3 separate regions of the Homo sapiens genome follow, and all the other regions are linked to region 3. Evidence: chromatin loops called from intact Hi-C (ENCODE). Cell type or tissue: Caco-2. All regions are shown on one strand. Links, peaks and the distances in the headings refer to the core of each region. The heading gives the core; the rest is flanking DNA.

The links. A loop is a pair of places that touch in the nucleus more often than their neighbours do. Peaks named below come from ENCODE experiments on the same cell type or tissue, not always from the same donor. Only the 100,000 strongest peaks of a DNase experiment are listed, where the experiment ranks them.
Region 1: it touches region 3 in a loop (2.9-fold over the local background); 11 of 110 quality-filtered maps call a loop at or near these places.
Region 2: a loop joins it to region 3, with 4 times the contacts of the local background. A loop is called at or near these places in 3 of 110 quality-filtered maps.

The regions. Positions count from the first base shown.
Region 1 is chr17:41,476,599-41,487,410 of GRCh38, forward strand. It overlaps KRT35 (keratin 35), which reads right to left and starts at 4,553. Exons shown (of 7, transcript NM_002280.6): 1 at 4,029-4,553; 2 at 3,101-3,183; 3 at 2,749-2,905; 4 at 2,236-2,397; 5 at 1,763-1,888; 6 at 920-1,140; 7 at 112-605. The coding sequence starts at 4,499. The coding sequence ends at 458. It overlaps KRT36 (keratin 36), which reads right to left. Exons shown (of 7, transcript NM_003771.5): 5 at 10,753-10,812; 6 at 10,352-10,572; 7 at 9,538-9,973. The coding sequence ends at 9,778. RefSeq lists an enhancer at 9,300-10,253. In Caco-2, for the core only: no CTCF peak of the experiment used is centred there; no DNase peak of the experiment used is centred there.
Region 2 is chr17:41,355,744-41,366,555 of GRCh38, forward strand. It overlaps KRT33B (keratin 33B), which reads right to left. Exons shown (of 7, transcript NM_002279.5): 3 at 10,727-10,812; 4 at 9,649-9,810; 5 at 9,432-9,557; 6 at 9,036-9,256; 7 at 7,755-8,210. The coding sequence ends at 8,093. Among named protein-coding and RNA genes, the nearest start is that of KRT33B, 8.7 kb to the right of the region's middle. RefSeq lists an enhancer at 8,864-9,365. In Caco-2, for the core only: no CTCF peak of the experiment used is centred there; a DNase peak (open chromatin) is centred at 5,048.
Region 3 is chr17:41,411,133-41,421,944 of GRCh38, forward strand. It overlaps KRT37 (keratin 37), which reads right to left. Exons shown (of 7, transcript NM_003770.5): 6 at 10,235-10,455; 7 at 9,415-9,854. The coding sequence ends at 9,746. It overlaps LOC100505782 (a long non-coding RNA gene), which reads left to right. Exons shown (of 3, transcript NR_040111.1): 3 at 1,287-1,456. It also overlaps the pseudogene KRT41P. Among named protein-coding and RNA genes, the nearest start is that of KRT37, 8.0 kb to the right of the region's middle. RefSeq lists an enhancer at 405-906 and a silencer at 9,985-10,279. In Caco-2, for the core only: a CTCF peak has its summit at 6,566 (motif pointing right); DNase peaks (open chromatin) are centred at 5,039 and 6,599.

The sequences.
Region 1 (10,812 bases), core at 1,917-9,916, 66 kb after region 3:
AAAGGGTCATACTTGGTCACACATCTCCCATTCGGCTGCCCAACAGTCACCCCCTGGACACAGCAGAGACACAAGCCAACAACACCAGAATGGTGCAAGTTAGGCATCAGGGGCCTGAGCAAATGCACTTTATTGTTCTGCCAACAAAAGCCCTCTACTGCATTTCAGAATCCACCGGAACAGCACCTAGAAGGAAAACCTGACCCAGGAGGCAGCCTGAGAACAGAGACCCTGGCACCCATTGAAATGATGAGGAGTTGAGACCTTTGGGGGCAGCCGGCCTTTGTGACAGGCTCTGAGAAACTTTAGGGCATGTATTTGCAGAAAGCCTTTTCAGCCAGACCCTGGGCCTGGGCTCTGCGCGAAGAGAGGGGATTGGGCTACAAGGGTTAAGTTTGGGTAGAGGCCAAGTTCAAGCCCTGGAGACAATAGCCATGGCCATCTGGGTCACCCGCTCTCAGAACCGACCCCCTGGGCAGGGCACACAAATGGGGCGGGGGCTGCAGTTTGTGCGGGCTGCACTAGGACCGCAGGAGGCCGCAGGAAGACAGGGAAGGCATGACTTGGAGGGTGAGTAGTCAGGTGCACATGGGTTACAGGGGAGCCTAGAAAAAAGAAAACAAATTACTGTGATTTTCCAGTTGCTGTTTGCAGTAACTCAAAGTAGATCCTAGACTATGCAAACTGGGAAGCACCCTAAAAACCACCTTGATCCTGCCCCCTTGTTTTACCAAAAGGGAAACAGGCCCTGAGAGGAAAGGGGGCTTGCTGGAGTCACGTGATGAGTTTTCAGGAAGACCAGAACTAAGAGAACAGAACTCCAGACTCCGAATGCCAGGCTCTTTCTAGGCACCATGCTGTCTTCCCAGAACTTGGTAGATTGCAGTGAGAAGACAAGAGCACATGCAGTGATACTCACTTGCTGTCCTCACTCTCCAGCAGGCCCCGGTACGTGTTGATCTCACACTCCAGCCGGGCCCGGACGTCCAGCAGCACCTGGTACTCCTGGTTCTGCCGCTCCAGGTCAGCCCGGATCTCGGCCAGCTGGGCCTCCACGTTGGTGATCATGCACTGCATCTGGGCCAGCTGGGAGCTATAGCGGGCCTCCGTCTCTGCCAGGGTGGATTCCAAAGCATCTCTCTGTGAGGGCAAGAGTTGTGTAGGGAGGAAAAAGGCTAGAGGTCAGAGAAGGAGCAAGGAAGGAATCTTCCTTGGAGCTATAGCGGGCCTCCGTCTCTGCCAGGGTGGATTCCAAAGCATCTCTCTGTGAGGTCAAGAGTTGTGTAGGGAGGAAAAAGGCTAGAGGTCAGAGAAGGAGCAAGGAAGGAATCTGGGTCTCAGTGAGGCCTCAGAATCCAAGAACAGAAGCTCGGAGAATCAGAGTTTGAGCTAGGATGAACCACAATCAGACATCTCACTTGAGATGAGCTAATTAGCCCCTGTGGCTTCTTTGATCTAGAAAGTATCTCCCTGTTAGTGTCATCTCTGAGTAACTGATAGTTACTCAGAAGATGTATCTGCTTGCACAAATATAGGACCTACTGCCTGGACATGTCAGTTGCTACAGGTCTCTTGTCCTTTACCACTGGGGGATTTGTGACTGGAGCTGGTCCCTCATTCCCTCTTTTCTGCATAGAGAACCCCTGGTGCTCAAGAACATGGACCCCTGGAGTCCGCCTGTGTGGTCAAAGCATGGAAGCTGGGGAGCTTGTGTGCTCCTCGGCTTGGTCCAGAGGCAGCTCCACCCTGCCTTGGGGCTCACCATGCTGTGCTGAGCCTGCAGCTCAATCTCCAGGGCGTTGACCGTGCGTCTCAGCTCGATGATCTCTGCCTGGCAGGACTGCAACTGCTCTGAGCTGGACACCACCTGCTGGTTCAGCTCCTCACTCTGAAACATACACACACAGAACCTGGTCAGCCACACCAGGGACTTGGCTTCAGAGAGCTACAGAGGCCGGTTAGAATCATGAGCCAAGAAAGACATTCCCGATTCCCCAGTCCCACTCATTTATTTTATACTGGAGGGCATTGTTGCTCAGAGGACAGCAACCTGCCCAAGTGGGTCTGTTTTGACCTTGTCAGCAAGGTCAATTGAAGTGGGTCTGTTTTGACCTTGTCAGCAAGGTCAAAACAGAGATGGGACTCAAAGTTAGATTTCTTGATTCAGAGCCCCAGGGTCACTTCCATGTGAGCCACCACATACCCCTGTTGCACTGACTGTTTCCAGGTACCTACCTGGGTGTCCAACCAGTCTTCAGCATCCCGGCGGTTATTCTCCACCAGGGTTTCATACTGGCACCTCATCTCCTCCAGAACTCGGTTCAGGTCAACAGGTGGGGCAGCGTCCACCTCAACATTGAGGCGGTCACCAAGTTGGCAGCGCAGTGAGTTCACTTCCTATAGCACAGACCAGGATGAGTACTAATTCCCAGAGGGCTGCCTCCAAGGTTCACCTCCTCCTCATGTTCACCTCCTCCCCATGCTCACCCCTCCTAATGCTCACCTCCTCCCCATGCTCATCTGCTCCCCATGCCCACCTCCTCCCCATGCTCACCTCCTCTGCATGCTCACCTGCTCTCTATGCTCACCTGCTCCCCATGCTCACCTCCTCTTCCCTATGCACACCTGCTCCCTCATGTTCACCTCCCCCTATGCTCACCTCATCCCCAATGCTCACCTCCTCCCCATGTTCACCTCCTCCCCCATGCTCACCTGCTGTGCCGTGTTCACCTTTTCCCCCATGCTCACCTCCTCATGGTTCTTCTTCAGGCAGAGCAGCTCCTCCTTCAGGGACTCCACCTGGGCCTCCAGGTCAGACTTGCACAGGGTCAGGTCATCCAGGATCCTGCGCAGGCCGTTGATGTCTGACTCCACCAGCTGCCGCAGGGACACCTCCGTCTCATACCTGCAGGCATAGAACAGGGCACCTGAGTCTGCATTTCCTTTTTGCATCTAAGTCAGGCCTGCCCTCAGACTGTCCAGGTGCTGTGAGTCCTGCTTTTATGCCCCAATGACAGAGTACAGCCAAAACCCTGAGCTCAGGCATCACCTGTGTCCAGTTCTAGCAGCCCCCAACCACATGACAAGCAGGACAACTCACTTGGTCCTGAAGTCATCTGCAGCCAATTTGGCATTGTCAATCTCCACCACCAGCCTGGCATTCTCAGCCTTGCTGCATAGAGTCTGGAGATATGAAGAAGTTATTTCATTGCAAGAAAGGACATTCCACTTGTTGGAGCTCCCTAAAGCTGACAAGGGCTGACTCTGGAAGGAGGAAGTCACCCATCCTAGACCTCTGCTACTCCATGTGCATTGGAGTGTTATGGGCAGGCTCTAGGGATCAACTATGGAAAGTCCAGGGTTTCTTCCAGTGCAGTGTATCTGTGACCTGTTACTCAGGTTAGATAGCTGCATGAAAATGCAACAGGAAAGGCCTGGCATGATGAAATGAGGCTTCTTCCAATCTCCCTGTCTCCCAGGCCTACTGGGGGCCCAGGGCATTTCATTGCCAACAACATACCCCGGGATTCTCTGGTCATAAATGGTCCCTCACAGGAGCCAGCTATAACTTTGGGCCAGGCGAGAAGTGGATATGGGCCCTTGGCAAGAAAGAAACTTCTCTGACAGGCATTTTCTTCCCTGAGTTACTTATGGGAAGCCTGAACTGCACTGCACTAAATACATCAAACCCAATCCCCTGACTTTAAATAAAAGAGGAAATGAAAACTCAGAAGACTCAGAGGATTGGGCAATACCACCAAAGGTCACAGAGTTCATTCATAGACCTGATGTTCAAGCTCTGGCTCCAGTAACTGCCATCTGGGTCGCTTACCCAGCCTGAATCTCAGTGTTCTCAACTGTATAATGGGCTAATGATACCTCCCTCTTAAGGTTATTGGGAGGAGCAAATGAGGCCACAGAGATGAACATGCTTGGTGACTTCCAACATGCCCTATGGGAACAGAACTACCAATGAATGCTGGTGACACAAAGTTCCTGGGAATCCAAAGCCACTCTGAACCTCTTACCTTCTTCTGGAGCTCCTCGATGGTCCGGAAGTAGGACTGGTAGTCAGGGCACATGTAGGGGACCTGCTGCTCACACCACTCACGGATGCGGCTCTCCAGGCTGGCGTTCTCCTGCTCCAGCTGACGCACCTTCTCCAGGTAGCCGGCCAGGCGGTCGTTCAGGGATTGCATGGTCTCCTTCTCATTGCCAGTGAGGATGCCCTCCCCAAACCAGCCCCCACCCCCACTGTAGCTGGTAGCGAAGCCTCCAGCAGGGAGGCAGAGAGCAGGGAGGCAGCTGGTGGCCCTGTAGCTGCTTCTGCCCAGACCCACTGAGCAGGCAGAGAAACTTCTGGCCACAGGGGAGAGACTTGGAAGCTTGCAAGAGCTGCTGGAGTACATTGCGGACACACGAGTGGAGCCCCCACTGGCCCCTCCTGGGCTCTTGAGAGACCCAGAAGAGAAGCCGGCCTTGAGGCATTTGGAAGCCATGGCCCCTGCAACTCAGATGCAATTGATAGGTCTCTGAGGCCAGACACCCCAAAGCAGAGAAGCAGCTCCTTACCCCAGATTTATATCTCTGCCCCAGTGGGCATTGGTTGGCCTTTACAAAGTGTTTTCTCCTCATTAAAGTTAACACCACTTTCTATTAAAACCCCTCATTAACCTGTTATTTAGTTTCCTGTGAAAATTTACCAGTCTCATAAAATAGGAGCCCCATTACTATGTCAAGACTCATCTCCACCACCCCACATCACTGGGAAGACCAAGTCCCTGTCAGTTCTTCAAAGGGACCTGTCATTTGAGCCCAGACCTCAGCCTCCGCATTAAGCAAGCATGGGAGTTCAGCCACTGTCTTGACTTTCTCCAACTTTGACTTCTTTTATTGGCCTGAGGGAGTAGAGGAGGTCTCTGGGGTGCTCCCAGAAGATGGAAGGGTAAACTTGGTTGGTGCAGGAAGGCAGGGGTCTTGCAGCCAGGGAGACACAGAAGGCTCTTGAATTGGCCCAGAAAATATGGCTAAGGTGACCAATTTTCTTGGTTTCCCCAGGAATTTTCTGGCTTTAGTTCCGAAAGTTCCATATGCCAGGGAAACCTCAGTCCTCGGTAAAATGGGACAGCTTATCACCCTAGATACTGCAGAGCCCTGATGGACACTTCCCTACTCTTTCCCTTGCCAGGAAGTCTGTGCAGGTTGTAGAGCCTAAGTTCTAGCCACAATGCCTAGAGATCAGTTAATTGGACACCTGCCCATGATGACATCTAGGAGGGCATGTCTTCCCCAGCCCTGGTTGAGAAATGGAGAAGCCCTTCCTTCTGGCTGCCTGAATTGGAGCTCTTTTCACACAGCCCTATCAATAACCCGGCTGATGGTAGCAACCATCATTCACTGAGCATTTAGTACCCACCAGCCCCCACGCTGATCTGTCTCTATGCATTCTCTTATTCAGTCCTCACACAAACTCATGAGATTGGCATCACCAATAGCCCATTAAATAGAGGAGGCTTGGACTGTTTCAGGAGCCTGTCCCAGATCACAGCTGAAAAAGCATCTGTACAACTGTTCAAGGCATGCTATCTTCTTTAAGGCCTCACACACACCCTCCAACACAGTCGTGGATAGAAAGGTGCTGACTCCTACAGAAGGAGACAATGGTCAGAGTAGAAAATGGCTTACCCAAGGTCCACACAGGCTTCCCAGGGAGGCTAAAGCCCAGGCCTTGCAGCTCCAAACCACAGGCCCACCCCACTGCCTCTAAGGGCCCAGTCCTGGCCAGGCCTTCCCCCGAAGTCTGGCCCCTGCTCCAGCCCTGCTGTGCCCTCCCAGCTCTGAATGCCCAAGGCAGTGACTATTGGTAGATTTCTTGGCCTCCAATTAACTGACGTCTTCTGATTGTCTTGTGTTTCAGCCCTATTTTCCCAGGGAGACTGTAAGCATGGGGGCAAGGATTGACCTTGTACTTTTTTTTTAAATCTCTGTAGTGTTAAGCACAGTGCAGGGCTTCTAGATGTCTATGAATTAATTAATTAATTAAGTGATTTTTCCCACGGTGAATTGTGTTAAGAAAGGAAAGAAAGAATGGGAGGAAACAAAAGAGAGTAGGGAGCGGGGAAAGGAAAACACAGTCAATCTTAACTATTCCTACTTCTTTTTTTTTTTTTTTTGAGATGGAGTCTCACTCTGTTGCCCAGGCTGGAGTGCAGTGGTGCGATCTCAGCTCACTGCAAGCCCCACCTCCAGCGTTCACGCCATTCTCCTGCCTCAGCCTCCTGAGTAGCTGGGACTATAGGTGCCCGCCACCACACCCAGCTAATTTTTCTTTTTTTTTTTTTTTTTGTATTTTTAGTAGAGACGGGGTTTCACCGTGTTAGCCAGGATGGTCTCGATCTCCTGACCTCGTGATCTGCCTGCCTCAGCCTCCCAAAGTGCTGGGATTACAGGCATGAGCCACCACACCCAGCCTACTATTCCTACTTTTGTAAATGAGGAAACTGAGACTCAGAGATGGAAGGGGATCCGGCATCTCTGTGTAGGTGAGCAGCACCTGTCCAGACTAACCAGCCCCTTTGGCCAAGAACAAAGTGTTTTCTGGGCCAAAAGCCATTCTGCCCAAGGGAGATGGATCTCATAAACCAATTTAGTGCTAAAGTTGTGACTAAAAAATTCTTGATAAGATTTTTAGATAACTTTATAAAACATATATGTAATATTTTTCAAGCTGTTTTAAGGTATTTTGTAAATTGGTCTGATCTATTTCTGTTCCTTTTTAGCATGCTTTTCTTAAATGACATGATTATCTAGAACCCCTTATCAGCAAGAACTAACATTGTTTAGCACATTCCTAGTAACTTTCCTTACAGGATCCTTGCACTCTGCTCAGATGTGGTCCAGGCTGTCCCCAGATCATGCCACGGATACACTAAATACGGCCCTAAAATGCCCTTTGCCCTCCTTCCTCCTTTTTCTGCCCATCAAATCCAAATCTGCCCCAAAGCCTTTCCTGGTCACCCCAGCCCTCAGTGATTTCTCCTCTTCCCCAAAACTTGAAACCCTGCCCACACCCGCTCCTGCTATCCCAGTGCAGTTGCTGGGAGCGAGGGGGCGAGGTGTCTCCACAGCTGGACGTGAGCTCCTCGGGAATTGTGCCTGTTATCCACTCTTTGTTCCAGCCGCTTCCGCCACCCCTGCTCCTTCCTAGATAGGCCTGAGCCTTAAGATTGGATTAGCTGTGTATGCCATGTTCCGTTGTTATCTCTTTGTTGATTAATTGATGTGTATATGTGAATGAGAAAGGCAGTCAGATAGCATATCTGGAAAGTACAAAAAGGATCAGAAAAACCATACCGCCTTGAAATAAAACATCATATTCACTCTGCGGAAATGTTATTGAATGTTTTCTATATCTCTCTCCATATCAATGAAATAGGAGCCCAAAGACCTAAGAAGGCTCCTAAGTCAGCCGCCTGCTGTGTGACTTTAGACCAGTCGCCACCTACCCCCACAACACTGTTGAATTCTGGTTTGCTTGTTGGTCAGTGATTTCAATTGCAACTCAGTTAAGGGTGTGTGTGAGGTTGAGATAGGAGGTGTTTCCTAACTGATACATATGCTCTGGACAATGTAATTAAAAGCTAGGCAAGTATGAATAAATAAAGAGCTCACAGCCACACAGGGCTGATTGCGTGCATCAGATGAGGCTATGAGTGTGCCCTGTAAACTGGAGAGTGATCATAAAAAGGGAAAGCACTGTACAACACAAGGTGCTGATGATGTGATTACTTATCAGGTCATGCCCTGTGTGGTTCATCCACAGTGACAAGGCAGCTCAGCTGTTTCCCGGAGACTCGTTCCATTCCTGGACCCCTGCCTGTTTCCGCACAGAGGTACAATGCTCTCTGTGCACGCCTGGTCACACACTGGCCTCAGGCCAGGGTCAGGGGTGCAGACTTAGGCCCTAGAGCATGAGTGGAGCAGTGAGAGGGAAGGGGCAGGGCAGGTGAGAGAACCATGCCAACTGCCCCCCCTGCCCAAAGCTAGGTGCATCCTCTGAGGCTGAGGCCTTTGGGTTCACTCTCCAGCTCCAAGGACACTGCTGGCAGCACAGCCCTCACCATAGCATCCTGCCAGATACAAAGCAAAGCACTTGGCCCATGCAGTGGGGGTTCCTGTTCAACACTCTGAAGCCAGGGACTCTGCATTTGTAGTAAGAGCAACACTGATAGCTACCACTTTTTGGAAGCTACACACACACTGTCTCATCAGAACCTCCTGGCAGCCCCATTTCACAGATGAACCTGCTGAGACCAGAGAGGTCTCATGACATAACCGGGCATATAGCACAGAGTGGCAGAGTCGGGCTCAGTGCAGGATGCTCTGATGCTACCTATGCACGTCTTCTCCTGTTGTCTGATAAGTTTGCTGCACCTCTGGCTTGCTCAGCAAGTGATTGAAGAGTCCCATTTAGCAGCAAGTAGCTGATGACATGAGGCAGAGCCAGGTCATGGATGTCTTGGCCATGACCCAGAGGAGAGCCCAGAGGAGAGTGAGCACAAGAGAGGGGGAGGAGGGAAGAGAGACAGAGACAGAGAGCGAGACAGAGAGAGAGAGAGAGAGAAATTGTACTGAGAAGAGCTCCAGAGCCAGGGTCAGAATAGCCAGGTGATGGCCAGGTCTCTGCCACTCACTGCTCTGTGGCCTGGAACAAGTCACTGCCCTCTCTGGGCCTGTTTTCTCAAGTGAAGACTGGAGCAGGGGCAAAGGAACCAACCGTGAGGCCCTCAGACCTCTCCCAGGCCATGCTTCTCTGATCAGAGGGGTGTCCAGAGCTGGCAGAGTTAGGCCCCACCTGCAGACCTGCCTAACTCAGCCAGTGGAATCCAGGGCTCTGAACTCTGCTCCACAGTGAAGCCTGGCTGTCCTCTCCCCAGACTCCATGTCTGAGCACCCACCCCCACCCCACTGTCCCTGGCACCCTTCAGTTTGGCCCTATGTGCCTTGTTGGGACATGGATTCACCTGCCCTCCACCTTCACCTCCCTGCTCTCCCTGACTGCCCTCCCTGGCATGGCTGGCTGAGGATGGCTGCCTAGTGTTTGGCCCTCTCTGCTTGTTCCTGGGACCCCCTCTCCTTAACCATCCCCAGTATCAGGCAGCAGGGTGACAGCAGCTGGGCAAGAGAGGAGAAGCTGAAAGAAAAAGAGAGATAGCCACCGAATCCAGGTCGGGCTATGGATGAAGACTGGCTCTGGAGCCTTTGCCTCTTCTGGGGCCGCCCTAAGGTGTCTACTCACAGGCAGGGCCAAGCTGAGAGCTATGGCCGCACCCATCCAGACTGGGTCAGTGTCTGTTCTCATTGGCCAGCCTCTGAGGCATCTTTGTTATTAAATACTTCAAATCACCCTGCCACCGCCTCCCACTCAGAGCCCGAGAAGATAGACCTAAATGGAAACCCCACAACTATACTGCAGCCCCTGATCAGACACCCCCATGAACCACACGAGCACATGAGCATCAACAGAGTCAGCCAGGGTTGAGTTTGCTATGCCAGGAGAACACACTTTATTGGGTAAATTTCCAGGAAACCTGGTTTTGCATGGCGTAAAAGCACAGTTAAGTCCGGAAACACAATACGGGGAGTGTTTTGGTAGAAAAACCTGCTAAGCGTAGGGGGACCCCTCTAGAGAAGGGCAGGGTCGTTAAGCCTCCAGGAGCCACAGGGGTGTCCTCCTTCCTGTGGTCAGGGCCCTGCCCTGGTGGACCAAGTGGGCTGTCACAGCGGGCGGGACTGCACGTGCTCCCTGGAGGAGATGACTTTCCCATCTCTGATCTCCTCGGTGATGGTGCGGATCTGAGTGCCAACCTGGGGAGCCGGGGTGCAGGGCACAGAGGGGACACAGGGCACCGGGGGGACAGAAGGAACTCTAATAACAGGCTTGCATGCCGTGGCACAAGGTTGGGGAGGAAGCCTGAGGAAACAAAATCATGCAGGGTGCATTTGGCATCGGAGCACTGGGCTGAGATTCGTGTTAAACAGATCTAGAGGATCAAGCGAGACCGGTGGCCCCGGATCATCTCAGTGCCTCTGAATTCCCCAAGGGTGAGAGGACTGAGCTACAGGAATGAAGAGCAGAAACTGCCAATCAGAAAAGATGGCGGAAAACACGCGGCGTGTGTTGGGTTGGATTCTCCCGCTGTGCATTACCAAAGCCTGGGACTAAATGGAGAATCTCAAGGGGCTTTGGTTTAGTTCCCTTCATCTGGGCGACAACCACTTCTGGGCTTGACGCCCTCCACATGGCACTGAGGGTTCAGTCAAGCCCTACCCCAGCCCAAGGGCCACTCACTTGCAGTCCTCTCCCTCCAGCAGGTGGCGGTAGGTAGCGATCTCGCCCTCCAGCCGGGCCTTGACGTCCAGTAACACCTGGTACTCCTGGTTCTGCCGCTCCAGGTCGCAGCGGATCTCAGACAGCTGGGCCTCCACGTTGCTGATCAGGCACTGCATCTGGGCCAGCTGGGAGCTGTAGCGGGCCTCGGTTTCGGCCAGGGTGGATTCCAAGGAATTCCGCTGCAATGGGAAAGAGGAAGAGCTGCCTATTGGGGAGGAATCCCCTGACCCCAGAAACCCACAGCCCTGGGCATCTGCCTACGGCCTGTGATCACACCCCATGAGAGCCTGCACGCTGAGGCTGGTGCGTCGGGGACCTGCCACAGGCCGTGGCCAGCGACGCAGGCAGGGGCCACTCACCATGCTGTGCTGAGCCTGCAGCTCAATCTCTAGCGCGTTGACCGTACGTCTCAGCTCGAT
Region 2 (10,812 bases), core at 866-8,865, 56 kb before region 3:
TCTGGGAATTGATGTAATTTTGTTAGTTTTTACATGGAATGTTGCATTTATTCATTTCTGTTAAGATATAAAATATGCATTTCTGCCTTATTATTCCCTTTATTCAATCACTTTTTATGTATCAAATTGTTGTTAGCTTTAATAGCTGAAATATCCCTTTCTTACAAAGCCAAATAAAGTATTGTCATCTCTGTTAGAATTGCATTTATTAAAGCCAATTCTAAAAAAATTAATAATAAAAGAGCCTTTCTTTTCTACAAAAGTAAAATACAACAAATTTTCAAACTCGATTGATAGGTTAAACATTAAATTAGACAAAGATGAAAAGAGAATAAGTCAACTGGAAAAGATCTCTAAGGAAATTTACCAGAATATAACACAGAAATATTTAGAGATTGAAAATATGAAAGAGATGACAGACAAGCTAGAATGTGAAGGTCCAAAATCTGTTTGAAGAAGCACAGAAATGGTGGTATGAAGAGCTTGGGGAAGTCTCTCCCCTAGAAAGACATCTATTAAGCCACTCAAAATTAACAAAGACATCAGTCAAAGGCTCTAGGCATTGATTAAAGGGCTTACAACAAATGAGAAGCATTTACTCAACAACCACACACAAAAAATGGAAACTTGATAAGAACACTGGGGGCTATGATGTTTAAATGAGGGACTCCATTATTTCTCATGTCTCTGCCTTCCAGAAGCACCATGTGCTGGGCAGCTGAGTGGCAGTTCCCAATCCTCCCAGCAGCCAATACACATCAGCAGATCCCATTTTTCATAGCTCACCCATTTCTAACCCCAGTTCCCTCTACATAGGGAGGATTCAGGCAGGGTGGCTTGAGGAGTGCAGTCCTTCTTTCCTGCACACCTCTGTGTTACAGGAGAGATGTTCCATTGGGCTCCACAGTTAAGATGGCAGTATCACCCAAGTTGATCTAAACTTTCAACAACACCTACCAAAATCCCAGCTAGCTGTTTTATAGAACTTGACGTGTTGTTCCTTTTATTCATGTGGAAATGCATAAGACCAGAATAGCCAAAACGATCTTGAAAAAGAAGAACAAAGTAGGGGGATTAACATTTCATGATTTCAAAACTTACTACAAAGCTACAGTAACACAGACAGTATTCTATTGGCATAAAGATAGACATACAGACCAACAGAATAAAATTGAGAGTCTAGAAATAAACCCTCACATTTATGGTCCATTAATATTCAACATAGGTCCCAATATAATTAATGGGGAAAAATAATCTTTTCAGTAAATAATGCTGGGACAACTAGACATCCACATGCAAAAGAATAAAATGTTTGACCCCTTTCTTACACCACAGACAAAAAAAATGACTCAAAATGGAGCACAGCCTAAATGTAACAGCTAAAACTAGAAAACTTAGGAAAAAAATGTAGAAGTAAATCTTCATGATCCTAGGTTAGGATCATGCACTTATTCCTCCATGATACCTGTTATATGTTACAACATGGATGGACCTTGAAACATACTATGTAAATGAAGCTAGCCAAAAAAACACATATTCTATGACTTCATTATATAAAATGTCCAGAACAGGCAAATCTAAAGAGACAGCAATGATTTCCTGGGCCTGGAGGGTTGCAGGGAACAGAGAGTGACTACTAATGGGTACAAGGTTTCTATTAGAGGTAATAAAATGTTCTAAAATGGTAGTAGTAGTTATAACTCTCATTATACTAAAAACCATTTGATTTTATACTTTAGATCTGTAAATTTTATAGTATATGAATTATATATGATACATTATACTTCAGTGAAGCTATTTTTTAAAAAAAGGAATTCAGAAGGAGAAAATGGAGTATAAGATATAAGTAATATTGAAAAAATGTAATGGCTGAGAATTTTCCACGGGTATTGAAATACATGAATCAATCAAGAAGCACATAAGTCCTAAGTAGGAAAACTAAACCAAAGCCATCCCTAGAATAACATAGTGAAACTGCACAACACTAAAGACAAAGAGATGATCTTAGAAAGAGTCAAAGAGAGAAAAAAATAGAAGAATTACCAACAATGGAAATACAGGTTAGCAATAGGCTTTTCAGCATCAACAACAGAATCCAGAAGATAATGGTATAATATTTCCAACACGCTGAAGGAAAATAGCTGCCAACCTAGAATTTTATACAAACTAAACCATCATGTAAGAGTGACCACTAAGAAAAGACATTTTCAGAAAATAACAGAGAAGTTGTCACTTATAGATTCTTAGTCTGCTGTGTGTTGCTACAGCAGAATTCCACACACTGGATAATTTATAAAGAAAATAAATTTATTTCTCCAGTTCTAGAGACTGGGAAGGCCACTATCAAGATGCTGGTATCTGATGGGGGCCTTCATGCTGCATTGTCCCATGGTAGAAGGTGTAAATGCAAGAGAGCATGACAGCCAGAGAGCAAAAGGAGGCCAAACTCATTTTATAACAAGTCCACTCTCATGATAACTACCCCCCTCCCATGATAAAATGACATTAATCCATTGATGAAGGCAGGGTTCTCATGGCCTAATCACTACTTGACCATTAAGTAGTAGTGAATGGTTTAAGTAGTAGTGAATGGTTGGAGGTGTCATTCAAACCATAGCAAATGCTATAAAAACTACCAAAGAATGTATTTCAGAAAATAAAAAGTTAAAACCAGAAAGGACGAATAAAGTCCAAGAAACACTGCAAACAAATAAACTGGTAACCATGTAGATAATTCTAAATAATAATAATAATGACCAAATTTTGGAGCATAAAAATAAGGTAAGATTGAACATGGCGACTCACATCTACAATCCTAGCACTTTCAGAGGCCAAGGTGAAAGAATCGCTTGAGCCCAGGAGTTCACGACCAGCCTGGGCATCATAGAAAGACCCTCGTCTCTACAAAAAAAAAAATTAATTAGCTACACATGGTGGCATATGCCTGTAGTCCCATTACTCAGGAGGCTGTGACAGGCAGATAGGTTGAGACAAGGAAGGTGAAGCTGCAGTGAGCTATGATCATGCCACTGCACTCCAGCCTGGGCAACAGATCAAGATCCTGTCAATAAATAAATAAATAATAAAATAAACCAAGATAAAAAAGTAAAGTAAAGAACATAAACAAAAATTTCTGACAGGGCACAGTGGCTCACACCTGTAATCCCTACACTTTGGGAGGCCAACACAGAGAATCCCTTGAGCCCAGGATTTTAAGACCAGCCTAAGCAACATAGAGAGACCTTGTCTCTACAAAAATAAAAAGTAAAAAATTAGCCAGACATGGTGGCATGCATGTGTGGTCCCAGCTACTTCGGAGACTGAGGCAGGAGGGTCACTTGAGGTTAGGATCCTCAGGATCTGGGAGGTTAAGGCTGCAGTGGGCCATTGTATTAATCCATTCTCACACAGCTATAAAGAAATACCTGAGACTAGGTAATTTACAAAGAAAAGAAGTTTAATTACCTCACAGTTCTGCAGGCTGTATAGGAAGCATAGAGGCTTCTGCTTCTAGGGAAGCCTCAGGTAGCTTCCAATCATGGTGGAAGGCAAAGGTGCAGCGAGGTGTCTCACATGGTGGGAGAAGAAGCAAGGGAGTGGGGGAGGTTCTACACACCTTTAAACAACCAGATCTTGTGAGAACTCACTCACCGTTGTGACAACAGTACCAAGGGGGATGGTATTAAACCATTCATGAGAAACTGCCCCCATGATTCAATCACCTCCCACCAGGCCCCACCTCCAACATTTGGAATTACAATTCAACATGAGACTTGGGCAAGGACAACATCCAAACTGTATCGGCTATGATTACACCACTGCACTCCAGCCTGGGTAACAGAGTTAGATCCTGTCTCTTAAAAACAAAAAACAAAAACATCTTCTATGGATCTTGTTTTTATGCAAGAAGAAAGAGATTAAATTAGATAGTGCTAAGTCAAGTGTGCACATTTAAAAATTAAGAACACATATTAAAAGGGGGAACAAAGAAAACAAGATCAATCCACAGGTGTCAGGAACTGAGGAAACAATAAGCAACAAAAAAAAATCATCCTTAATGGAAAGGACAAAGTAAGATTTTTAAAATAAGTCCAAAAAGTCAGTAATAAAATTACATGTAAATAGATTAAACCCTATTTCTCCTCATCAGACATAGAGTGCCCTCACCACCTTATCCAAAAGTTTCCACTTCCTATTCCCTTTCCTTGCTTTATATTTCCTCTCAGCACTTATTGCTTGACACAGTCATGCTTGTTTGCCTCTTTTTATTGTCTGTCTTCTTCCACTTGAAAGTAGGCTTCTTAGAGCAGGTCTTTGTTTTGTTCAGTGCTCTGCCCAACAGGCACCATCGTAAGCATTCAATGATTATACATTGGATTGAATTGATTTATAGAGAAGACACATGAATGACCAATAAAAAGATTTTTTAAATATTTAATTTCACTAGAAACTTTAAAATTATGAAGTGAGACAAGCTAGATTATACCCACATTTCATTGGCAACATTGCCTTGTCACACTAGATGGCCAATTGCAGGTCATCATGTCATGGTGAATTTTACAGCCAGCGTATCTTGCCAAGTCAGTAAGCTAAGTAGTGCCAACTGAAAAATCACAAGATTAATAAAGTTGGAAAGGAGAGCTTTATTTCTCATAAAAGGCTGCAGCCTCCAGGCTGACCATCCTGCAAGCTGGGAAGCGTAGCCTCTGGCAGAAGCCAAGAGTAAGCATTTTGAGGGAGGGAAATGTGAGAAAGGAATGTATGCTGAGTGAGGTGGCCAAATGCACTATTTAATAAGCTACAGGAGGAGTCATGAATATTTATGAAAAGACAAATGTAAGCATGTGCAATTGAGCTTCATGCCTCTTCATGGGTCGCATGTTCACAAATGGTGGCATTAGCATGATCCAAGGATGGAGTTTTTGGCCCTCTGATGTTGAAAGGTGAGGCAGAGGATGTGAAAACCCTCACCGCACATCCTCTGTAGACTGGCCAGACCACTCCATGGTTGGTGGTCTCTTATCAGGAAGGAATGCCAGCCAGTTGGTTGCTGTGTTGAAACTGCAAAAGGCGGGAGGAAGGAATCCAGTCACAGCTTCAGATGATGGGCTAAAGGTGATAAAGGAATGATTCATCTGTTTCTTATTTTCCAGAGCTGGTTTCTGCTTACTCCTTAGGAAAGAATTCTGGTTAAAAGTTAATAAGGAGGGGGCATACTGAGGCATGTCTGACCTCCCATCCTGTCATGGTCAGGGACTCTGTTTTTTTCTTTCTTTCCTTCTTTTTTCTTTTTCTTATTATACTTTAAGTTCTGGAATATATGTGCAGAACGTGCAGGTTTTTTACATAGGTGTACATGTGCCATGGTGGTTTGCTCCACCCATCAGCCCATCATCTATATTAGGTATTTCTCCTAATGCTATCCCTCCCCTAGCCCCCCACCCCCCAAAAGGCCCCAGTGTGTGATGATCCCCTCCCTGTGTCCACGTGTTCTCATTGTTCAACTCCCACTTATGAGTGAGAACATGCGGTGTTTGGTTTTCTGTTCCTGTGTTAGTTTGCTGAGAATGATGGTTTCCAGCTTCATCCTTGTCCCTGCAAAGGACATGAACACAACCTTTTTTATGGCTGCATAGTATTCCATGGTATATATGTGCCACATTTTCTTTATCCAGTCTATCATTATTGGGCATTTGGGTTGATTCCAGGCCTTTGCTATTGTGAACATTGCTGCAATAAACATACATGTGACTCTGTTTTTAAGGTTTCTCTTCGGTCCCCTTGGCCAAGACAGAGTCCGTTCAGTCAGCTGGGGGACTTAGGATTTTAGTTTTATTTCTCAGTGGTAACACTGACCCTTCCCAGATACTTCAGAAGAGCAATTTGGCTTTGTCCTGAGAAAAAGTGATCTCCCTGACACTCCTTTCTTTTATCCTCCAAGGAGAGCACCATGGCAGAGATAAGAACTAAGGACTGTTTTCCCTAGACCCATGTTTTCCGCTGACACAACATCAAACATAGAAACAAGTTTTGCTTAATATTTTATAAATTGAACACTAAAAACAAAGTGTATTTACTGTGTTGAGAACTTTGACCTCTCACTCACAAAGCATGCAACTGGGTATTTGGGAGGCACTGTTCCTGGTGAAGGTAGCTGAGAGGTAACTATCAGTGGACAGTAATCCCAGCATGTGTGGAGAACTGCCGGGATAAATTGAACAAGGGCGGTTTTCATGAGGCATGCAGGTAGCTCCAGGGAATGAACTCTCCCTGAGGAAAGAGAGAATAGAGTCCACAAACTGGGTCTAAGACATTCTGAGCAGAGGATGGAGTATCACTCAGACGGTCTTCCAAGGTCTCCTGTCTAAGCTGCAGCAGCATCAACAACAAAGGAGTAGATATTAAGTGAACTAGAATATGAGAGCACAAGAATTTAAGACTGGCCAGGTGCAGTGGCTCACACTTGTAATCCCAGCAATTTGGGAGGCTGAAGTAGGCAGATCACTTCAGCCCAGGAGTTCAAGACCAGCATGGATAACCCAGCGAAACCCCTCTCTACAAATAATACAAAAATTGGCCATGCATGGTGGTGCATGCCTGTAGTCCCATGTACTCAAGAGGCTAAAGTGGGAGGATAGCCTGAGCCTGGGAAGTTCAAGGCTGCAGTGAGCCGTGATCATGCCGCTGCACTCCAGCTGGGGTGACAGAGTGAGACTCTGTCTCCAAAAAAAAAAAAAAAAAAAATTTAAGAATTTAAGACTGACATGTGATGATGGAACCGGCATCATCACAGCAGGGGAGATAGTATCAGCTTCATCTCAAGGAGAGAAGACATAATTAGCAGATTGGTTAATCTGGGAATAATCTGCAGACTGAGGGAGTGGCCTTGGCACAAACCACAGCATGCACAGTGATGGGAGCCATTAACCTTGGTTAGACATCAGCAGGCACCAGTAGGGGCCAGGCACCAGTACCGTGGTCACTGTTAGCATTTGCAAACACCTGACTTGTAATATCCTAATTTGATTCTAAATAACTTTGAGGGGGAGGGTCCCGAAATTCATATGTAGTTCCCATGGTTAAACAATTCAAGTGAGAAAAGAAACACTTTCAAAATAGGTTGGGTATTGCTCAAATATGGAAGATGGCAAGGTGGTGCTTTTTAGTATTGAGTTATTCAGTATTTCACAAAGGAGAGTTTCAGAGATGTTTTGAGCACTAACAGCATTGTGTCTCCCCAGGAGGATGTATAAGCTCTGGGTGCTTGTTTGAAATCAATTTTGTCCTCTCATAATCACACCTCATGTGTAACTGACAAGCAGAGAGTGAACTCTGGGTTCAGTCCTGCCATTGATTCTTCCTCACTGTGAGGAAGAGAAAAAATTAGTAGCACAATTCCTGGCATTTGGTAGGTGTTCAATAAATATTAACTTCTGTCATCCCTGCTAGGGACTTAAAAGAATGAGTGGAACTGTCTAGAGATGCTCACCGTTGCATTTTACTGAGTAAGGTCCCATGAGAAATATGTTTATCATATTCAGACGAGGCCTCTTGTCCTAGTGATCCTACTTGTTTTATGCTGGCCTAAGTGGATGCTGGGACTCACTGTGCTTAATGAATGTTAATGAAGGTGATGAAGACCTTTTAGGAGATGATTAACCTATAAAGTCCTCCTTCTGCTTTCAAGTGGCTTTATAAGAAGCACACAGAGAGTCAACACTTTGAAAAGAATGAATACAAATGAGAATCATGTCTGCTTTGCAAGAGGAAAGTTTATTAGGCGATTTGGGGAACTGCAATAAAGGTAGAAGCAGCAGAGAGAACAAAACACCTCGTATGCCACTGTCACAGCTCCAACCTCTGACCATCAGAACTCAGACTGACTACAGGAGAGGGACCTGGGGTGAGGAGGATCAAGTAGCCCTAGGCTCAGAGTCAGACCCAAACGCTGGGCATTTGTTCTCCTTCCAGACCATGATTTGTGGTGATGCCTCGGGGTGGGGTCCGGTGGCTGATGGTTGTCAGAGAGGCAGAACTGGCCCACCGATGGTAGTTCTGTCTTCATGCTATACTTCTGCTGGCCCCAGGGTATCTAGTACCCAAAGGTGTTGCAAGGCCCACAGCGGGAACGAGGACCACAAGGATTGGTGACACAGGATCCAATGGGCTTTTCACATGCATTGGTGGTGGCGCAGGGGTTGGAGGGCAGCCTGGGATGCAGAAGCATTAGACTGTCAGCATGAGAAGGGTGATTCAAACAAGGGAGACTCAATCCAAAGAGACACAGAAACAAGCAGAACCCGTTCTCTGATGTCCTAGGAAGCCATGCCTTGTTTGGATCACTCCTTCTACAGAGTTCTGATACAGTGGCAGAAATGAGCAAAGAACATGTAAGGTGGAATCCCAGCCTTCCTTGTATGACCCTAGACACACAAGAAAGTCACTTCCTCCTTCTAAGCCTCAGCTTTCCCACCTGTAAGGTAGGACTGGTAGTACCAACCACACAGGATTATGAAAATTCCACAAGACTGTGTTCATAAAAATATTATGTTCGCTGGCAACTGCTGTACTGTTAGTTATTGATCATCAACCCTATTGACACTCAAATGCTCATCTATAAGAAGGTGATAATGATTCCCACTCTGCCTGCCTCAGATGATTCTAACAAGAATTAATGAAACGGTGGATTTGAAAGTTCTGTTTAAATCAGAAAAAGTGATCATTGTTACAGTTTCATTTTCCTTTTTGTGGTGACAAGACAGTCCTGAAGACAGAAAGATTTATTTGGCCATCAACATCCAAAAAATCTCTACTGGAGGAAGGAGTCAAGTCCCATGACTATCTTTTGTAAAAGAAAGTATCTTTAGCCCAGATAATGTTAGCAACAAATATCCTACACTTCCCACGGCTGTAATATAAAACTCTCGCCTCTACAGACAGATTGGCATCTGAAACTTGATTTTCAAAGTCTCTGTTTTATCCTACAGTAGAACAGTGCCTGTCCCTTGCAGGGGTGCCGTCCGCCAGGTACTCACTTGCAGTCCTCGCTCTCCAGCAGGCTCCGGTATGTGTTGATCTCACACTCCAGCCGCGCCCGCACGTCCAGCAGCACCTGATACTCCTGGTTCTGCCGCTCCAGGTCACTGCGGATCTCCGCCAGCTGGGACTCCACGTTGGTGATCAGGCTCTGCACCTGGGACAGCTGGGAGCTGTAGCGGGCCTCGCTCTCTGTCAGCGTGTTTTCCAGAGAGTATCGCTGTGGTGGGAAAGATCAGGAATGTCAGAGAGCTGCTCCTTATAGGGTTCCTCCATGGGGTTCGAAAAAACTCACAAGCTCCAAGAGCTAAGAAGAGTGTGTGGCCCCAAGGGCATCCCCAAGACTCTGCCTCCCAAGTTCCCATCGCTCACCAGCAGGTCTGAACAATACACACCAGGTTGTGCTGGGCCTGCAGCTCGATCTCCAGGGCATTGACTGTGCGTCTCAGCTCGATGATCTCCGCCTGGTAGGACTGCAGCTGCTCCGAGCTGGATACCACCTGCTTGTTCAGCTCCTCGGTCTGAAACACCCAAGGGGAGAAAGGATCAGACCCTGCCTCCGGGGCCCTGGGGGGCCTCGGGTCCTGAGTGGCCACGTGCTTAGATGCCCACCTGCGTGGCGAACCATTGCTCCACTTCCCTGCGGTTGGTTTCCACCAGGGCCTCATACTGATTCCTGGTCTCGTTCAGGACCTGGTTCAGGTCCACAGCGGGAGCAGCGTCCACCTCCACGTTGAGGCGGTCTCCAAGCTGGCAGCGCAAGGTGTTGACTTCCTAATGGAGAAAAGGGAAGAAATAAACCCACAGAAAGAAGTCTTTCAATAACTTCTTTGAGGCAGTTCAATATAATGGGAAGAGGATTGCATTGCAGCTTAGGAAACATGAGTTGAAGCCCAGCTGTCACCTCTGGAAATTCTGGCCTCTTCTCTGAATCCCTTCCCTCATCTGTATGATACGGCTGCTTCATTAAATGATTGCTAATATTTCTACCCAGTCCAAGATTCTATCATTTCTTTCTTATTTCCCCTTTGCTCAGTGATAAGCCTGGCATGATAATTGGCTTACAATTGTTGCTACTTAAATATAGAGAAACCAGGTTTCATTCCTCCTATTTATTTCATGGGATACTACTAGAGTATGACACATGTTTTCATCATGAAAACGTCTAATGTTTGAGACATGCATCTGATTTCGTAGTATTGCATTCAGCCATGAGATCTGAATCAACCATTATTTGAGTTATTTCATTTCTCCCGTTTTTCCCATCCATCAGTTCATCCATCCATCCATTCATCCATCTATCCATTTATCTAGCTTGAGTTCTAGTTATCTAGGTGAAACAGAGTGTAAGAATGTTTTCTATCTCCTTCCAGTCTTGGTCATTAACCTACCTGGCACCTCTTCAGAAGCTAATAGATAGCATCAAACAGTAGACAGTAGTTTAAAGATATTTGTGTGACCTTTCAGCCATACATGTCTGGTCCCAAGGGGAAGTAGGTCAGCTTACCACACTCCTTTATGTAAAAAAGGTAAGCTGTCACTCATTCCCCAACAAGCCCCAAAGTATGTTTTGAGCAACCAGCAAAATGTTGTTAGGCCTAGGGTGCTTAGCAAATCAAATCCTACCTTATCCTATTCAGGGGGATCACAGAGCTCTCAGTATTGGGATATTGGGGGCTGGGACTCTTACCTGCTCATGGTTCTGCTTGAGGGACAGCAGCTCCTCCTTCAGGGACTCCATCTGGGCCTCCAGGTCAGACCTGCACAGGGTCAGCT
Region 3 (10,812 bases), core at 1,760-9,759:
GTAAATACTTTAGGCTTTGCAGACCCTACAGTCTCCATTACAATGACTGAACTCTGCCACTGTAGTACAAAAGCAGCTGCAGACAACATACAAATGCATGAGCATGGCCATGAACCAATAAAACTTTATTTGCAAAAGCAGGTGGTGGGCCGGATTTGGCCGACAGGCAGTAAGCAGATTCCTGACCCCTGATCTGGTGCACCGCAAACCTCACCTTCTGCTGGAGCTCCTGGATGGTGCAGAAGTAGGACTGGTAGTTTCGGCACACGCTGGACTCGTGGCACTTGCTCCTCTCATGGAGTTTGGTCTCCAGTTCTGCATTGTCCCACTCCAGCTGGCGCACCTTCTCCAGGTAGTTGGCCAGGCGGTCGTTTAGGAACTGCATGGTCTCCTTCTCGTGGCCGTTCAGGGTGTTTTCGCGGTAGGCCCCACAGATTCCGATGTTGCCAGGAATGTGGCAGGTCCCTGGCAAGGGACAAGTGGTGTGGCAGGTTGGGGGCAGACAGAGGCTGAGGCGGCCCAGGGGAGTCGACCCCACACGGACTCGATTGGCATGTGCCACATTAGCCAAGAGGCACAGAGAGGCAGCGTTGGCCTCTGAAACCTGCCCGCTGAGGAGGGAACTGCAATGGTCAGAAGTCATGGTGCTAAAAGGCAAGATCCTGCTTTGCCCACAGTTGGATCTGCTTGACACCAAAATCTTCCTTCTCCTGTAGACCTTATATAAGCCTTAGTGGGTGTTGGTGCAAGAAAACTGGCATTTTCCTCATTAATATTTATGTCAATTGTTATACAATCACTCTATTAGTCAGTGGTTTTTGTTTCCTATAAAGAGTTAATGAGCTCATGAAAGAGGCCCTAACCTCTTTCTTCCCATCACTGCAGGGTCCTGGAAAACAGAGAAAACAAGGTCTTCTTCAAGCAGCCCACTTTCTGTGGCTGTGAAATCTTTCCCCTTCTGTCAGCTTATGTCTATGAAATAATCAAGAACTAAAGGCTCCTAAAATGTCCTGCAAGTCTCTCTCACTCCCACATTCTTTTCCTACCTCTGAATGTTCCCAATGCAGCAAAACCTAAAATATTAGTCAATCAGGCACATTGAAGAAAGGGAAAAATCATGATTTGTTTGTTTTGATAGATATTTGTAGAGTGCCCAGTGCGGAACAAACGCACATCTATGCTGTCTTGTAAGAAGGAGATTTTAGATTTTAATAAGAAAGATAAAAAAGTAAATGATCTTGATATTATGAAGACAGTAAAAGGAAGTATTTTTTTTTTTTTAAAAGACAGCTGCAAAGATTTCGAGGTGGAAGAGAGCTCACTGAGAGACCGGAAAAAGACTTCATGGAGTAGGGGATTTTCCAAATATGTTTTGAATGATATTTTTTATAAAGGGTTGGGGAATGAGCTTCTCTCATAGAGAACAAAATAAACACAATCAAACATTTGGAAAATGGAAAATAGTCTAGTTGTGTTGGTATTTATAATGGAGACATTATCCCCAAGCCCCGGAAAGTTGCATTGAGTCCAGGTTGTGAAAAGTCTTAAATACCAGGACCATGGTCTTGAGGCAAAGGTGAGTGAAAGGTAGGGATCTGCCCTGGAAGACGACTTTCAAGTATAAGGAAAAATAAATAGCCAGCTTCCTTTTGAAGGAAAGTAGCAGAAAAAAGGTGGAAAGTTCCTTTACACAAATTATTAGAAAACTGAAAATGAAACCTAAGTTCAAAATTAATCTTGGTGTTTGAAAACTAACACAGTTTTTAATACTCCTTGGGTTAAATAAGAAATCTAATTTAAAAATTTTTAAGTATTTTGAACTGAATTAAAATCAATACACAACCTATAAAACAGATGTTGGCAATTAAGACTTTCCCTGTGCATACGTGAAACAGATAAGCGTTTTGGGAGTGAGAAAAAAACGGCTCATAATAAAACTGATGGTTTGCAATTTTCAGAAAATAAAATTATGCTTCTGTGTACTGGAGTCTACAGGCTAATTAAGGCAGGCAGTGATTAACACTTTATGGTGTCTGTTCTCAGGGCCTCACCCACCTTCCCAGGCATCTTTCCTTTCTATTGACCCTTTCACCAGACTGAGTCCCTCATCACCCTTGTTTACAGAAGATACGTACTCAAGAACTTTGATCTTTCATCTTTTGAAATATTTTTGCATTTCTTTGAAATGCATCTACCTTGATTATCCATTGCTTGGGAGACTCTAGAACAAAATTTAAATTTCCTTAATCTTCAGACACACTCAGAGCATCAGAACCTTTATGGCCTCCCCTATTTCTAAAACAAATAAGCCAGTGGCCATTTGTTCAATACACCCTGGAAAAGGGCAGCTAGCCAGCTTCCAGTCTATGCTAACAAAGATGCTAATTTGACCGCATTCCTAAGATGAATGAATTCACCACGAGGGCCCTTGAAGCAGCAAGTGTGTTTCAGCTGGCACTACAACATAGCATCTCCAGGACGAAAGGGACTTCAGGGTCCTCTAGTCTAGTACCCATTTGCATTAAATCCCTTCGATGACCTTCCTCCAACTAGTCATCTAGTCCACCATTTTCCAGGAGAGCTTACACCATCAGTTCCTGTGGCTTACAAACAGCTTCCCAGGCTTTGTGCAAGACACTGGTATCCAGAAAATTAACAGCAGCTAGCTCAGCCTTAAGGCACTCACATTATAGAGAATTTTTAGAAAGTCTTCACAAATCTACCTTCGTGTTACCTCTCCCTATAGCTTTTGTTGGGTCATTCATTCATTCATTCAACAAATAGCTATGAAGTACCTACTCTGTGCCAACCAGGGGCTGAGCTGGAGGCTAGTAATACATTGGCAAGTAAGTCAGAGAGTTGGCCCTTTAGTTCATTTACTCTCCAGTTCTCCCCCATGGTGTCCCATACAGGATAAATCTAATCATTCTGCCATATTCTCAGCTCTTTGTGGCAGATGTGAGATTTCTTACTCCTGGTTCTGCATTCAGCATGGTTCAAAGTCCCCTTGCCATCCCAGGAATGTTTCCCTGGACATGCTCCATGATGTAACAGTTACTATCACTCTTAAGTGCGGGCTGTACAGTGGGATTTCTGATTAGTTTAGATTGAAAGGCTGCCAGTAGATGGCCAGAAAACCTTCTTGCCCAGGACTTTTGTGTAAACCATGCTGGAGCCACTGGCTATTCAGCCATGACAACCAGCCAGCCACCAGTTGGTCCCATATACAGTCAATGAGACGCATGGGGACCCTTCTCTGTAACTCTATACAGATGTGGGTGATATTCTCCAAGGCATGATTTGCCTTATCCTGGTGACTTACTCTGAATGTCTGATATTCCTGAACTCCTGTTATACCAAAGCCCTTCTCAAGGGGATGGGGGATGCAGAGATGAAAAGGAGAAATTTCCACCCTCAAAAAGCTGAGAGCAGAAAAAGAGGTCACGTAACTCAGTGGAGGGAGAAGTGACTGGAGCTTAGAGATATAGAGGGGCCATCAAAGACACTTTGTCTGGAACTTAAGATTGGGAAGACTTGGATGGGCAGGAAAGATGGGAGACAGTTTTCCAGAAAAAGAGGATGAACAGGCCAGGCGCAGTGGCTCGCGCCTGTAATCCTAGCACTTTGGGAAGCCGAGGCAAGCGGATCACGAGATCAAGGATCGAGACCATCCTGGCCAACATGGTGAAACCCCATCTCTACTAAAAATACAAAAATTTGCTGGGTGTGGTGGCACACGCCTGTAGTCCCAGATACTCGGGAGGTTGAGGCAGGAGAATTGCTTGAACCTGGGAGGTGGAGGTTGCAGTGAGCCGAGATCGAGCCACTGTGCTCCAGCCTGGGTGACAAAAAAAAAAAGAGGATGAACACAAGAAAACACTCAGAAGCAGAAGTGGGCTCAAGAGAACTGGGTACAACTTCAGAAATGCAACAGCCAACAACAGGCCTGTCCCAAGTACTGGACCCCCAAAGAAATGAGTTTGAATGACACAAAATGTCAACCCAAAGAGCCAAATTGCATTTCTGAAGCCTGTAAGAGTGAAGTTTGTACTCCTCTATGCTAAAAATATTGTCTGCTTCTATTTTCATAACATCTCCACCAGTGGTCAAACTTTAACCAGCATCAGAATCACCCAGAGGGCTTGCAAAAAATGCAGGTTTTCAGGCCCCACACCACAGTTTCTGATTCAAGCGGTCTGGGGTCAGGCCAGGGAGTCTGCATTTCTAACAAGTTCCCACATGACACTGATGCTGCTGGTCTGGGGACCACCCTTGGAAGACGGAATCACTGCTCCATAGCAATAGACAAGTTTTGTGGTGACTTCATCCTAGGTGAATGAAGCACCAGGTCACAAAACAGGATTTGATGAATTCAAGAGGAGCCAGTGTTTGGATTACTGTACTTCAAATCAGTTAGCATGCAGTTTTCTCCAATGTAATAAGCAAGTTCTGTTTGTTTTCCTAGTTTGCTCTTCTTTGCTGAGGTTTGTTTTAGGAGGATATCTAGGATGAAGGAGAGAGGAGAGACAAAAAGGAAAATATGCACACTGTGTTGCTTATGCCTGTGGGGAAGAGGCCAGTCCACGCGAAAAACAATGTTCATAAAGGACAGATAAAGGTCACATGAAGTAATATCTATTGACATCTATTATGTGAAGGGAACCGAGCTTGGCACTTGGTATACAATATTTTACTTAATTCTCTCTCACACATTCACAAATCTATACACGCAAATTAGATAGACACCTACTATGTGCGGCCTACTGTGTTATTATTTGACCACCTACTATGTGCCACCAAGTATTATACCATATGCTTCCCATATAGTTGTGTCTTTTCATCCTTATAACCACACTACAAAGCAGTTACAAGTATCCCACTGTAGAGTAAAGAAAACAAAGCTCAGAGCAGTTAGGGATGTTGTCTGAACTCACCAAGTTGGAATGAAAAGTATGGGCCTTGAAATGTCAGCCCAGGTCTGCCTGACCCTGAAGCCCAAGTTCTTTCTGCTCTGCCCAGTGACCCAGAAAGGGCCAGATAGTGGACTCTGGACTGAACACAAGGCCAACACTCCTAGACGCCAGCTGTCCAACTGGATTTATTCAACAAATAGCTATGAAGTTCCTGCTCTGGGCCACACAACTTGCCTGAAGAGCTAGAAACAGAACAGAGTCCTCTGGAGGTTTTTGAGCAGATGAAAGAGAGAATCAAAGGAGAAATTTTAGAAAATTAATCCAGTGCCTGTCAACCTAAAATAATCAAAAGGCTCAGGATCTGGTTAAAAAGAGTTTTTTCAAGCATGGCATGTGAGAGCCGTCTTCTGGGGACACACGAACACCGAAGAATGGCAATCAGTACTCCCAGTGCAGGGGGAAAATGAAGATCACTTATATAGGCAAAAATAGAGGTGCTGAACAGAATTACGACGTTTTCCACACAAAGGCTAGTGTACAGATGTAAGATCTGATTGACCGCTATTGATTACACTCTCATGGGGTTGCTTAACATTCTATTGTAAAAAGGTAGCAGTCACAAGGGCCTCCTTCTCCAATGTCATTTACTCTAGGTTTGAATACAGACAAGGGAGTCTGGTTACTATGCAACATGTCAACACACAAGTCAGGAAGCAACTGTCTTTGCAGGAGAGAAGAAGAACAGCTATATCGCATGACCCAGTTTCCAAGGCTTAATTTTTCACTTCGGCATAATAAATTTAGAAAGCCCTGACATTTCATTTTCTTTTTTGTTTGTTTATTTGTTTTGTTTTTGTTGTTGTTATTGTTTTAGACGGAGTCTCGCTCTGTCGCCCAGGCTGGAGTGCAGTGGCGTGATCTCAGCTCACTACAACCTCCGCCTCCCGGGTTCAAGTGATTCTCCTGCCTCCGCCTCTGGCGTAGTTGGGATTACAGGCATGTGCCACCATGCTTGGCTGATTTTGTATTTTTAGTAGAGACGAGGTTTCACCATGTTGGTCAGGCTGGTCTCAAACTCCTGACCTCAGATGATCCACCTGCCTCGGCCTCCCAAAGTGCTAGGATTACACGCGTGAACCACTGCGCCCGGCCCCATTTTCCTTTTACCACTGCCCAGTGTGCACCCTGGAGTGGGAACACTCCATCTTCATTTCGTATGCTCTCTAGCATGCAATACAGTGCCTTGTACATAATATTTACTCAATAAATAGAACACAAAAGAGTGAAGGGCTGGTGGTGTGTGCAGAACAAACCTGGCACAGAAGAGAGCAGGAGGAGGCTCTTACAAGAATCCAGGCAGGATGTGATGGAACCCAAAACCAGCCACCAGCAGTGCTGAAGTAAAGGAAGGCACAAAGGACATAGATGCTGCAGAAGGACTCTACAAGACAGGGAGAATTACTGTATATGGGGTCAAAGGAGGAAGAGAAACCGAAAGTGGCCCCAAGGTCACCCCCAAGTTCCTAGGACAATTGTGTGCTTCAAGGGAGCTGAGAAGTCAAAGGAAAGAGCTGGCTAGAGCGGGAGAAGCTGCATTCAAGTTTGGAGAGGATGAGTGTGAAATATAGCTACCTGGGACTGGCCACTAGGGGGTCACAGACAAAGGCCTGGGGCCAGGGCAGAGCAGCCTGGGTCACTGAGAAACCCTCCTCCTCAGAAGCTAAAACGTATTACACCTGGCAGGCAGGTAAAGCAGGTAAGCTTAGCCCAGGGGCTCATACTTGAATAGGAACGGTGATTCTAACTGGGAGAGTCTGTGTATCACCCCCTAGCCCCAGTGGGGAGGTGATGTTTGGAATATCTAAAACAGATGGCAGGGAAGTTATTTTAGTTAGAGGAAGTGTCATTTGAAAACAAGCATAACCTGTATTTGAAATGAGCTGTCTTTTAGTCATGATACGAGTTTGGTATTTACATTTTTGAAAGTTAAAACATTAAGTGAGAAGGCAAGATATCTTTACATTTATTAAGTGGGAAGGCATGGTTATGAAACACTGAATTAGGTAGAAAAAAGATACATTAAAAATGGTTTAATTTAAACAGGCTGAGAACTTCATGAGCTTCAAGCTGAGCTCATGAAGATTATAAGTGGCCATGAGAACAGATGAAATTGATTTTGTTCTTGGTCAGGAAGACAAAGAGAAGATGCTGGGGGGAAGGAGGGGAGGGTGGGGCACACACCATCAGCCTTAGGTATCACATATCATCGTCTACAAAAAAACTATCCAAATAAAAAATGCTCCTGTTCAGGAAAGTCCAGAAATTCACTTCAATCTTCTTGGCTTCCCAGTGTAGACAGTGGTGGGAGCAGGAGTGGGCCCTTCCCCAGAGCTCTCTCGGTGACTGCAGTGTCCACCCCAGCAGCCTGTAGCTGTTTACCCTTTCTCCTTTCCACTTTGCTGGAATTTGTGAGAAATGGCATTTGGTGTCAAAAAATACATAAGTGCATGGGCCTCATGAGCCGCAACTGATGTTACCACGTGAAGGCTGGGAAGAAATATCACACATCAGCCCACAGGCAGTGCAGGATTGGTGAACTGAAGAGGGACGGGCTAAGCACTAGGTGGCTCAGAACCAGATGTGGCCCCCAGCCAAGGGAGCAGAAGCCTCAGGAGAAGGAAAATAAGAGACACCTGGTTGCAGTTATTGTGGCCAAAGCAAAGCCTATTGTGCCACATTCAGGGCTATATCCATCCAGTCGGTGAGAGTATGTGAGGCAGAGAGGCCAGGGACAGGCACAGAATGTCCAGGCGGGAGAATCACTTGCAAGAAAAGATGTCTGGGATTTGGTACCAGAGGGAGCCCTAAGCTCTCAGGCTAGGATAACGAATGTGAGTAAAACCCCAGGGTCCAGGTGTCCTGACTGCACTGGTTACCCACCTGCCAGCCTCTAGCCTTCATTTTCTATGTACCTGAGTGGCACCTCCTGTCACACCTAGCCATGGGACCTCATAGGTAGAGCTTGTTAAGGGTGTGACCTGGCCAAGAAAGGTGGGGACAGGTCGGATCTCCACAACCCCATCACACTGAGGGTCAGGGAGGGTCATGGCCACTTCTTAAAACATGACTCTTGTGGGTTCCTCATTAGAAGAGCCCACCAAACAGTCTTGTCCTCTGACAGCCCAATGAATGCTTTTTTGGATTCAGTTAGGCTACTTGGAGTGAGAAACAGGCCTAATGACAACAGAAGATGGCTTTTATTATTGCATGTACATGAACAAGGAATATGGCCAAACTTTCCAGCCACCAACGTAGAATCTAGGGCCCCGATGCTGAGAGTGGGTTCTGCTACTATCTCTTCAGCTCCTTTTTCTCTCTGGGAGGAAGAGATTGTACCTGCTGGTTCCTAGGGAGCCCCAATAAACCAATATCCACTGAACACCTTCTAGATGCCAGGAACATTAGATGCATTACCCCTCAACCACAGTGAGAGGGAAATACAACTATCCTACTTCCACAAACAAGGAATAGGTCTCAAGAGAATGCAGTGACCTGGCCAACTTCACTCAGCAAGGTGGGTTCAAATCCCACTTCAGAGTCACCAAGGTGGGATTTGAACCCAAGTTTCCCTGACCCTAGAGAAGATCCACCTCCACCACACTATGCCACCATGAAGAAGGACCAGTTTTTCATTGCTCTTTGCACCAGGGCACATGGACAAGCTGAGACCCAAGAGTTTCATTCTTCTGGACACACTTGGTGCTTGCCGTAAACTGACTAGCATGGCGTGGGAGGCAGCAGCCTCTCTGGGCTGCTCCTCCACCTGCTTATAACTGCATCTGGCTGTGAACCACCTTGGCCAGTGCCAAAGCCACATCTGAGAGGCAGGCAGGGACTTGGAGTGCTCTGATGGCAGCGGCAGCCCTCACCGCCAGCACCTCCAAGACAGCAGCAGAATAGACAACAGAAACATCAGTGGCAGCATCTCTCTAGAGAAAACTAAAGCCTAGAAGTGCCCCAGGACCAAGACCCCAGTCTCCAGTGCCCAATCTGGGCCTCTGCATTTGGGAGAGTGGGCGAGAATTCCATGGCTCCATGAAAGGGGCCAACTGGAGTGAGAGGAAAAACTTGGCAACTTGGCTCAGACAATTCTCAACACGACCTTCCTTTGACGATATTAGAATGCTAAGTGATGTGATTTTGCTCTTGGACAAAATAACAAGAGGCTGAAGATGCCAAAAGCATGGTAGGGACATGTTAGCTCTGAGCTGTTCTGAAAGAATTCAAACTTGGCAACTGGCATCACTTCCTTCCACCAGTCTATAGGGATCCCTGGGAAAGGTGAATACACATCCAACATCAGGAAGGGACCTTCATCCAGAGGCCCCAGAGCACCCCAGGGAGCTCCTGGAAGCAAGATGTCAGAGCCAGTGAGGACACAGGACCTGACGACCAGGACTCTCCGACATCTCACATACAACCAACACCGGGGAGACAGCACTTGGTGCAGGAAGGAGGTTTATTGACCATTTAATGCAGGGAACCCAGTTACATTTTTGGAGATTCTGAAACACTGGAATAGAACTAAAAGTACCAAGAAGAGACACCAGGAAAAATAATTGCTTTCATGGAAGATAATTACAACATTTTAGCAACAACAAAAAATACAGCTTAGAGGCATAGGCAGGGAGCCACTCCTTGGAAGTATCTGCTACCGGTTGATTTAGGGAAAATGCCTCAGTGAGTCTAGTCTTGAAGGAAGACTGGGCAAGGTGAGGGCACTCCTGACCCCAGTGCAACCAGCCTCAATCTCCTAACTCGGGCCTTCAGAATCATCTCCCCATGCTGGCTCCATGGCCAGAGGGAGACCCACCGGTGACAGGGCCACAGCTTGGACAAGAAGTACAGGAGGCAGGCGTGGAACAGGGATTGCAGGGGAGTCTGCAGGGAGAGAAAGAAGAGTTACATTAAAAAGATGTCTCAGTGATTGATGGACAAGGGTAAGATCAGGGTGAAGGCTGGGCCTGCCACCAACAAGGCACACAGACCAGAGAATCTATACCAACAGTTCTCTCATCTGTGTCTTTCTACATCCAGGAATCCTTGGGGAAGATTTGGCTTAGGGACCTGGCTATCATTTAGAGAACATTTTCTCAATAATCCAGTCTGCACAGACCAGGAGAGGTTAATGAGTCACTGAGCAAGAGAGCACAGGAAGGCTTGTTTGTTAAGATGATATCTTCTGCAAGCACTTCCATTACCTCTGAGGAATTGCCTGACAGTCATGTGTGTGGCTTAGGAATTGCCCAGATCACACGTACTTGCAGTCCTCGCTCTCCAGAAGGTTCCGGTATGTGGCAATCTCGTTCTCCAACCGGGCCTTCACGTCCAGCAGCACCTGGTACTCCTGGTTCTGCCGCTCCAGGTCGGCCCGGATCTCAGACAACTGCTCTTCCAAGTTGCTAATGAGGCTCTGCATCTGGGCCAGCTCTGTGCCGTAGCGGTCCTCCGCTTCACACAGGGAGTTCTGCAGACAGTCCTTCTGTAATGGGAAATAATGGGGTAAGAGATCCAGGTGCCCCAAAACTCAGCAGTGAAAATCATGACCAAACTCATCACACATAGGGCAAATTCCAAAATGTCATAGGACATTCTCAGAGCTCTGGAGAAATCACTGTCAACATGACCATGACTTCTCTCTCATGCACACAAATCTAACTTAAGGAACTGTCATGTTCATCCCTGTATCCCCAGTGCTTGACAAAAAGCAGGCACCTCGTAAAATCTTGTGGAGTGAGTGCCTGAACTTCCGCACTGTGTTGTAAAGGAAGTGGACTTGATTTTCTGAAGAAACCATTTCCCTGGGTCACACTGAACTTGACAGCAAGACGTCTCCATC